Regions from separate parts of the Homo sapiens genome. Here region 1 is linked to region 2. Evidence: chromatin loops called from intact Hi-C (ENCODE). Cell type or tissue: mammary epithelial cell. All regions are shown on one strand.

Region 1 (4,000 bases), 570 kb before region 2:
AAAGCTGAATGGGCAACCCTGAGCAGATTGTCTCCAGGGGATGTGACCTTCAGCTTCAAGTGATTTTGAATGTGTGCTTGAATGGGCCCCCAGAACAGCACAGAGCCCAGCCTAAGGGTCAACTTATTTTTGAGCAAACATTTCAAATCTCCATCCACAATTATTGAATAGCTACAATGAGGCAGATCTTGTCCTAGTTACAGGTGATATAGGAGAGGACAAGAGGAAGCTTCTGTCCTTGGTTTGCCTATAGTCTAGTGATGGAGAAATAATATTAAAAACTAAGAATGGTGATAAGCACAACTAGCATTTGTGAACAATATTAGGGATCAGATAGGAAAGGGAAGTTGAGAGAACTTCATCTGTTCCCTCTTTGGAAATAAAGTATGAAAAGAATGAGTCTTGGATCTTGAAAGGTCCCAGAGCAGAGTGGTCCAGGATGTAGCCTCTGGTCGGTCCCACTGACTTCCATTAGAGTGGAAGTTCGGCATGGGGCGTCATGATGGGCATAGGGAGCAGAACAGACAGGCATCTGGGTCTCTCTCTACTCCACCCTGGTTGGGGATGGAGAAGAATGGGGTGAAATCAGTAGAGAGATTTAGAAAACACATCAGGTCTCCTTCCACTGACCTCTTTCTTGGCTTCTGCCTCATGGAGCTCTTCCCTTTTCCTTCCCTCAGTCCTCTAACATGGATGATCGGGGCTGGACCTGTCTAGGTATGGAAACATGGTCTCCTGTCTACAAGTCATTGACTAGTCCTGCTGTATCTGGACCACGGTTGCTGGGGAGACCCTTCCTTCCTTCCTTCCTTCCCTCCTTCCCTCCCTCCCTACCTCCCTCCCTCTGTTTCCCCTCCTCTCCCCTCCCCTTCTCTTTCTTTTTTTGATGGATTTTTGCTCTTGTTGCCCAGGCTGGAGTGCAATGGTGCGATCTTGGCTTACTGCAACCTCCGCCTCCTAGATTCAAGTGATTCTCCTGCCTCAGCCTCCCAAGTAGCTGGGATTACACTGGGATTACAGGCATGCACCACCACACCCAGCTAATTTTTTGTATTTAGTAGAGAAGGGGTGTCACCATGTCGGTCAGTCTGGTCTTGAATGCCTGACCTCAGGTAATCTACCTGCCTTGGCCTCCCAAAGTGCTGGGATTACAGGCGTAAGCCACTGCACCCAGCTGCTATATTTTCCAATTCTTCTCTCCTTTCACCATTAATTCCTTTTTTATAGCATTTTAAAAATTATTAGGACAGGTGCAGTGGCTCATGCCTGTAATCCCACCACTTTGGGAGGCCGAGGCAGGTGGATCAAGAGGTCAAGAGTTCAAGATCAGCCTGGCCAAGATGGTGAAACACCGTCTCTACTTAAAATAAAATTAAAAAAAAATTAGCCTGGTGTGGTGGCAGCTGCCTGTAATCACAGCTGCTGGGGAGGCTAAGGCAGAGAATTGCTTAAACCCAGGAGGTGGAGGATGCAGTGAGCCAAGATCATGCCACTGCACTCCAGCCTGGGTGACAGAGCGAAACTCCGTCTCAAAAAAAAAAAAAAAAATTCAACAGAACTCTGATGAGTGACATCAATATCACGTGTCCTTATTCTTGTCCTAAGAATCTCAGCAGGGCCAGAGTTATTAGGAGACCCCTTCAGTCCTCACTCACTTGGTGCCTTCCTCACATCTTCCTTCCTCCTTGGGTCCAGTTCTGGAAGTTTAGCCCTAAAGGAACCATTATCATTACTGCACACTGGCTGCAGCTCCACTGGGGTGGATGAGAGCTGGGAGCCATCTCAGGCTGAGTGGATGCCTTGACAGCAGGAAAAACAAAAGATGTTCACTGAGACAGTAAGTGAGACTGGAATAGAAGCTGGGAAGAAAAGGGGGTGGGAAAGAGAATCTCAGAAACTCAGTTGTCAGGAAAACAAAGGCCCTGCATGGATAATGAGATGACACAATTTATATGGGAACTTTGAACATGGATCTTAGAGTGGGGAGGAACAGGAAGAGGGCAGAGGGGTAATCTCAGCTTGGAGAGTAGACAGGCAACTGGACACAGGGCTAAAGGGTGCTCATCACTCAGTGACCACAAATCTCCATCTGGTTTGACCTTAAAATTAATCTGGATGCAGCAATAGAAGGTGAAGCCCTCCCAGCCAGAGGGCTCAGGCTGGGACTGGCTGAATTCTCACAGCTCACACTGCAACATTGATGGTCTCTTTCCATTTACACCAGGGATCGAGACAGCAGGAATGTGTCTGTGTCAGCAGAGGGCACTCCTTACTAACAGGCTGGGCTTGCTCTGAAAGACTGGGCTTATGAAGGAAGACTTAGCCTCAATCAGGAAGAACCAAATTAGCCCTTCTTCACAGCCAGAGGGGTCCTGGCTGCCTTACTCAGAGCTGGAACAACAGCCACCTGTATGGTGCTTCTGGCAGGACTGCCTGATGCTGGAAGAGCAGCTGACGTGGGTTCTTGTCTGCCGGCGTGTCATTTCATCCTCCGAATATTTATTGAGTGCTGAGTATGTTAGCACTCTTCTAGGGCTGGGGACACAGAAGAGATGAATGAGGAGGCAGTATTTTGTGGTGATTAAGAGAGTGTGACCTGGAATATTCTGCCCGGGCTAGAGTCACAGGTTTGCTGCTTCCTGTGTAAACCTGGGCAATGGACTGAAGTTCCCTGATCTGCACTGTCTTCATATATAAGATGGCAAAGATGATAAAAACACTGTCTCAGGATTATTCTGAGGGTTAAATAAATTAATACAAATAAAGTGCCTTCAACACTTCCTGTCATATGTTAAGTTCTCATTAATGCTGGCTACTATTCTTTTCCCATGAAGGGCATATGAGAGTTGGTCAACAAACATCTGCTGGGATTCTGCTATATTCCAGGACCTCTGTCAGGTGCTGGGGATGGTGTGGTGAAGGCAGATGTGACAGTACCTATATGGAGCTTACAATCCAGATGATTGATTAGAAAGTATCCTAAATGCTGGAAAGCACTTTGGGATGTTACAGGACTAGTGTTGGCTCTGCTCCCACAAAACAATGTGAGCTTGGGACAGTCAATTCATCTCTCTGGCCTTCACTTTCTTCATCTAGAGAGGGAAGGGTCCTTGATGGTGCTATTGCAAGCTGGTAGCCATGGTGATAATAGTACCCTCAGATCCATCTAGCAATTCAAAGGGTCAATCATGGGGAGGTTCCACTGACTCACAAGCCCGATACATCTTTCTTGTCCCCTCCCCACACGTATCAGTAGGACTTATGGTCTATCATGATGCTTTTGGGGTTAGTATTGTCTTTCTACCCACAAAGGTGATGATCCTTGACCAAGTTAGTCTCTAAGATTCCTTCCAGCTTCAATATTCAGAGCCCATGAAAACTTCTTCCCTTTGGACCTGCTAGCTGGTCTAGAATCCCCCTTGTTCCTTCTCTGTCAAAACACAATTGTTACTTGCATGGTGACTTCAGTTGAGAAGCTCTGAGTTACTAGATCTTATGGTCATATGGGCCGTCCACCATGGCAAGTGCTGGAGGAGGACAGTTTCACAATAGAGGACCCTCGGGTCCTGGCTGTCAGAGCCCAGCTAAGGGTGAGACTGGCAGTCTGTTTCTGAATAACAAGTGAACAATCAGTTGCACATGGAAAACCTTGAATGGGCAAAGACAGCATGGCTGCTGTTTTCAGAATTTCTGGTTGATTTGATCCTTGTCTGACTTGAAAACCATACTTCTCTCTGAATCATCCTCCTGAAGCAGAACAAAGCTCTGCAATGACATTTGTGCAAAAAAAAAAGTGAGGTAGGAAAATGGTCTTGTTGAGTCTTGTTATGGAAAAGACATCTGGTATCTCCCCTTCACTCTTGAAGGATGTATATAAGAGGTCAATTCTTGGCCGGGCGCGGTGGCTCACGCCTGTAATCCCAGCACTTTGGGAGGCCGAGGCGGGCGGATCACGAGGTCAGGAGATCGAGACCATCCTGGCTAACAAGGTGAAACCCCG
Region 2 (4,000 bases):
GCACTTGGCAATTTCTGTGGTGTAAATACCCCACTTTGGCTGATTTCAAGCTACCAACATCATGACTGTGAATATAGATTTGGGAGGAGATGAACAAAACCAGCTCACAAGTGGTTTCCAGCTGGCTCCAGCACACACTGTCCACGAGTGCATCTAATGTTTAAATGTGAAGGGCACATTTTTCACATAGCATGGCCCCTAAACATCAGCCAACTGTTTCATCAGGAAGAAAATGCAGGCTCTTCTAAAGCAGGAAAAACTCTAAGGGATTCACAAGAGTAATTGTATTTATTTTTCTATTTTTAAAATGTTATTTTCTATTTAATTGACAAAATCATGTATATTTTTGTACACAACATGTTTTTAAATACGTGAACATTGTAGATGGCTACATCTAACTAATTAACTTATACATTAATTACCTCACATACTTATCGTGTGTGTGTGTTTGTGTGTGTGTGTGTGAGAGAGATGAGAAGACTTAAAATCTACTTTCTTGTAAATTTCCAAGAATACAGTGTGTTACTATTAGCCATGGTCACCATGTTTTACAATAGATCTCTTGGACTTACTATTCTTCTCTAACTGAAATTTTGTATCCTTCGTCCAACATCTCCTCCCACTGTGCCCTTACCTCTGGAAATCACCATTCTACTTTCTACTTCTATGACTTCAACTTTTTAGCTTTCATATGTAAGTGTGGTCATGAGATATTTTTCTTTCCATGCTGGCTTATTTCGCTTAACGTAATGTCCTTTAAGTTCATCCGTGTTGTCATAAATGATTGAATTTCCTTCTTTCTAATGGCTAAATTGTATTCCACAGTGTATAGATACTACATTTTCTTTATCCGTCCATTATTTGATGCACACTTAGGTTGATTCCGTATCTCAGCTATTGGGAATAGTGCTGTAATAAACACGGAAGTGCAGCTATCTCTTCAACATACTGATTTCACTTCCTTTGGTTATATACCCAGAAGCAGGATTGCTGGATCATACGGTAGTTCTGTTTTTAATTTTTTGAGGACCCTCCATGCTATTTTCCCTAATGACTGTACTAATTTCCATCCCCACCAAGAGTGTACTTGGGTTCTGTTCTTCCACATCCTCACCAACACTTGCTGTCTTTCATCTTTTTGATAATAGCCATTCTAAGAGGTGTCGGGTGATAGCTCACTGGTGTTGATTTGCATTTCCCTGATGATTAGTGACTTTGAGCATTTTTTCATATACTCGTTGGCCATTCATATGTCTTCTGAGAAATGTCTATTCGGATCCTTTGCCTACTTTTTAATCAGATTCTTTGTTTTCTTATTGTTGGGTTGTTTGAACTCCTTATATATTTTGGATAGTAATCCCTTATCAGATGCGTGGTTTGCAAATATTTTCTCCCATTCCATAGATTGTTTCTTCACTCTGTTAATTGTTTCCTTGGCTGGGCGGAGCCTTTTAGTTTAACGTAAGCCTATTTATTTCTTTTTGCTTTTGTTTTCTTCTGGTAGTTTTATAATTTCAGGTCTTATATTTAAGTCTTTAATTGATTTTGAGTTGATTTTTGCACATGGAGTGAGATGAAGGTCCATTTTCACCCTTCTGCATGTGGAAATCCAGTTGTCCCAACACCAGAGTAATTTTAACTGTACTTAACTTCCACTTTAAAACTTAATTCTTCCCTCCAGTAACCGAAGGAAAGGCATGGTTACTTCTCCTCCACCCTTCTTCACTAGGCCGTCCAAGCCCAGGCTGAAGGGAGTTCCCCCATCTACCTCCCCACCAGACTAAAATTTGAGGGCACAAAATGACTTTATTTTTGGGAGCCCAGCATGCTTGGAGGCAGAACTTGGGATCCAGCGGGACACTGATTCCATCCCTGCTTCTACCGCTAAGCTCTGTCATCCAGCACATCCTCAATGGCCTCATCTGGAAAATGGGATAATACCTCCTCTGCAGGGTTGCTGGGAGGACTAAATAGATAGAAGAAAGCCCCACACACAGCACAACACACAACAGGGCAACTCCGACTGCCTCCCCTCCCCCATTCTTCCCCAGAGAAACAGGGCTGAGCCATAGTCGGGCAATGTCGCCACTTAGTGGCTGTGCTCAGAATTGCCCAAAAGACCAACAGTTTCCGGATTTGAGGAAAACCGGGAAAGCACTTAGAGAAGAGGTGCTGGGATTCTGAGATGCCATTTGGCATTATGGAAAGTGACTGGGCACTAGCATCCGGAAAATGAGGTTCAAGTCCCAGCCTTGCCAAATATTAGCTGTTTGATCCTAATCAAGTTGTGTAACTTCTCTAAGCATCAGTTTCCTGTTGTGTAAAATGGAGACAAGAATTGTCATCTCATTAGATGAATGCTGGGTAAGCATTTGTTGCCCTTATCTTGCTCCTGACCCTCTTTTACTCCCTCTCCCCATCCTGATAAACATCACCTACCTGGTTCCTGACCCCCTCAGTAGTTCCCTTGGCCACATCTTTTCGACTTTATTTTTCAGATGTAGAACCTAATTTCCCCCTAAACCCTTTACCCCTCATGGGGAGAACCTCAAAGTCTACAGTTTTAACCTCAGTATCTTAGGTTTAAAAACTCTAAATTCTTATACTATGTAGTAACAGACTCCTGGTGATACATTCATGGTGACAAAATTATGTGGACAATGATTCATAAAGCAGAAAGCAAGTTACTCATTTATAATAGAAAAGATACTCCTGTCTGGGGATGGGTACCAAGTCAGCAAACCAAGATACTCCCTATTAATAGGGGAGTATCTTCCAGATAACAAGGGATATTACTGGACACAGACTCCGAGATGGTCAGGGTGAGGGACTTTACTCCCACATTCAGGAACACCCCGAGACCCCGTAACCCCGGCTGGAAACACCTCCCTGGTGGGCTGATGCCTGTGACCCTGCCCCGAGGACACATGCCCACCAGCCTCGCTTCTGCGCTGACCAGCGCCTTCCAAGTATTGAGCCCTCCCTAGATGGGCCGAGCCTTAGTCTGCTGGTCTGGGAAAGCCCGGGCTTTAGAACTGCACAGAACTGGGTCTGAATCTCATCTTCCACTTATTATCTGGGTGACCCGGGACAGATTGCTGAACTTGCCTGAGCCTATGAGCTCATCACAATGGTGCACAAGCACCCACTTCAGGGAGTGTCTGCGTTGAGTAAGTGAGGCCCTGTGCGTGCCCAGTGAGGTCCCTGGCATATGCTCAGCCAATGCTCCTATTTCATTCTGAACCCTGCATCTGGGAGATCTTTCCTCCATTCCGAAGGTGCTGGCTTTACCACCAGGCGAGAGTCATGGCTCTGTATTTTCCAATTTTTCTTTCAAAGTAAAACTATTAGACAGGCTTGGTGGCCCACACCTGTAATCCCAACACTCTGGGAGGCAGAGGTGGGAGGATGGCTTGAGCCCAGGATTTTGAAACCAGCATAGGCAACACAATGAGACCTCGTCTCTACCAAAAAAAAAAAAAAAACCTAAAAATTATCTGGGCGAGGTGGTGCACACCTGTGGTCCTAGTTACTTGGTAGGCTGAGGTGAGAGGATTGCTTGAGCCAGGGAGGTCAAGGCTACAGGAAGCACTGATAGCACCACTGCACTCCAGTCACGGCAATAGAGGGAGAACCTGTCTCAAAAAAAAAAAAGAAAAGAAAATCTCCTTGAGGACAGCAAACACCTGAGGATAGATACACACTAATTCTTTTAGTCAACTTATTTCTGCATTTTAAAGTATGAACCACTGAAACCCATTTACAATGAAAGAAAATTTTTAAAGTGTATATTTATAACACTTCCCTCCACACCCCCAGTAGATTCTTCACTCATCAGAAAGAAATGTCATTAAACCTAAGCAAATGGATAAGCTGAATAGATTACGTATTTGTTTTCAAAGGACTAGAAAGAACAGGTTATGAAAAAGGCAATTATTTCAAATGAACATTAGGAAACCATGGGGAACTGTATAAATGTGTGCCTAGGGTCGCAGTCTCT

The links. Hi-C counts contacts between places; a loop is a spot of excess contacts. Peaks named below come from ENCODE experiments on the same cell type or tissue, not always from the same donor. Only the 100,000 strongest peaks of a DNase experiment are listed, where the experiment ranks them.
Region 1: it touches region 2 in a loop (12-fold over the local background); 8 of 110 quality-filtered maps call a loop at or near these places.

What each region holds. Positions count from the first base shown.
Region 1 is chr1:157,947,004-157,951,003 of GRCh38, reverse strand. LOC105371458 (a long non-coding RNA gene) reads right to left here. Exons shown (of 4, transcript NR_135760.1): 4 at 1,933-2,535. Among named protein-coding and RNA genes, the nearest start is that of KIRREL1, 45 kb to the left of the region's middle. In mammary epithelial cell, a CTCF peak has its summit at 2,258 (motif pointing right); no DNase peak of the experiment used is centred here.
Region 2 is chr1:157,375,527-157,379,526 of GRCh38, reverse strand. No RefSeq gene overlaps it. Among named protein-coding and RNA genes, the nearest start is that of LINC02772, 100 kb to the right of the region's middle. In mammary epithelial cell, a CTCF peak has its summit at 2,092; no DNase peak of the experiment used is centred here.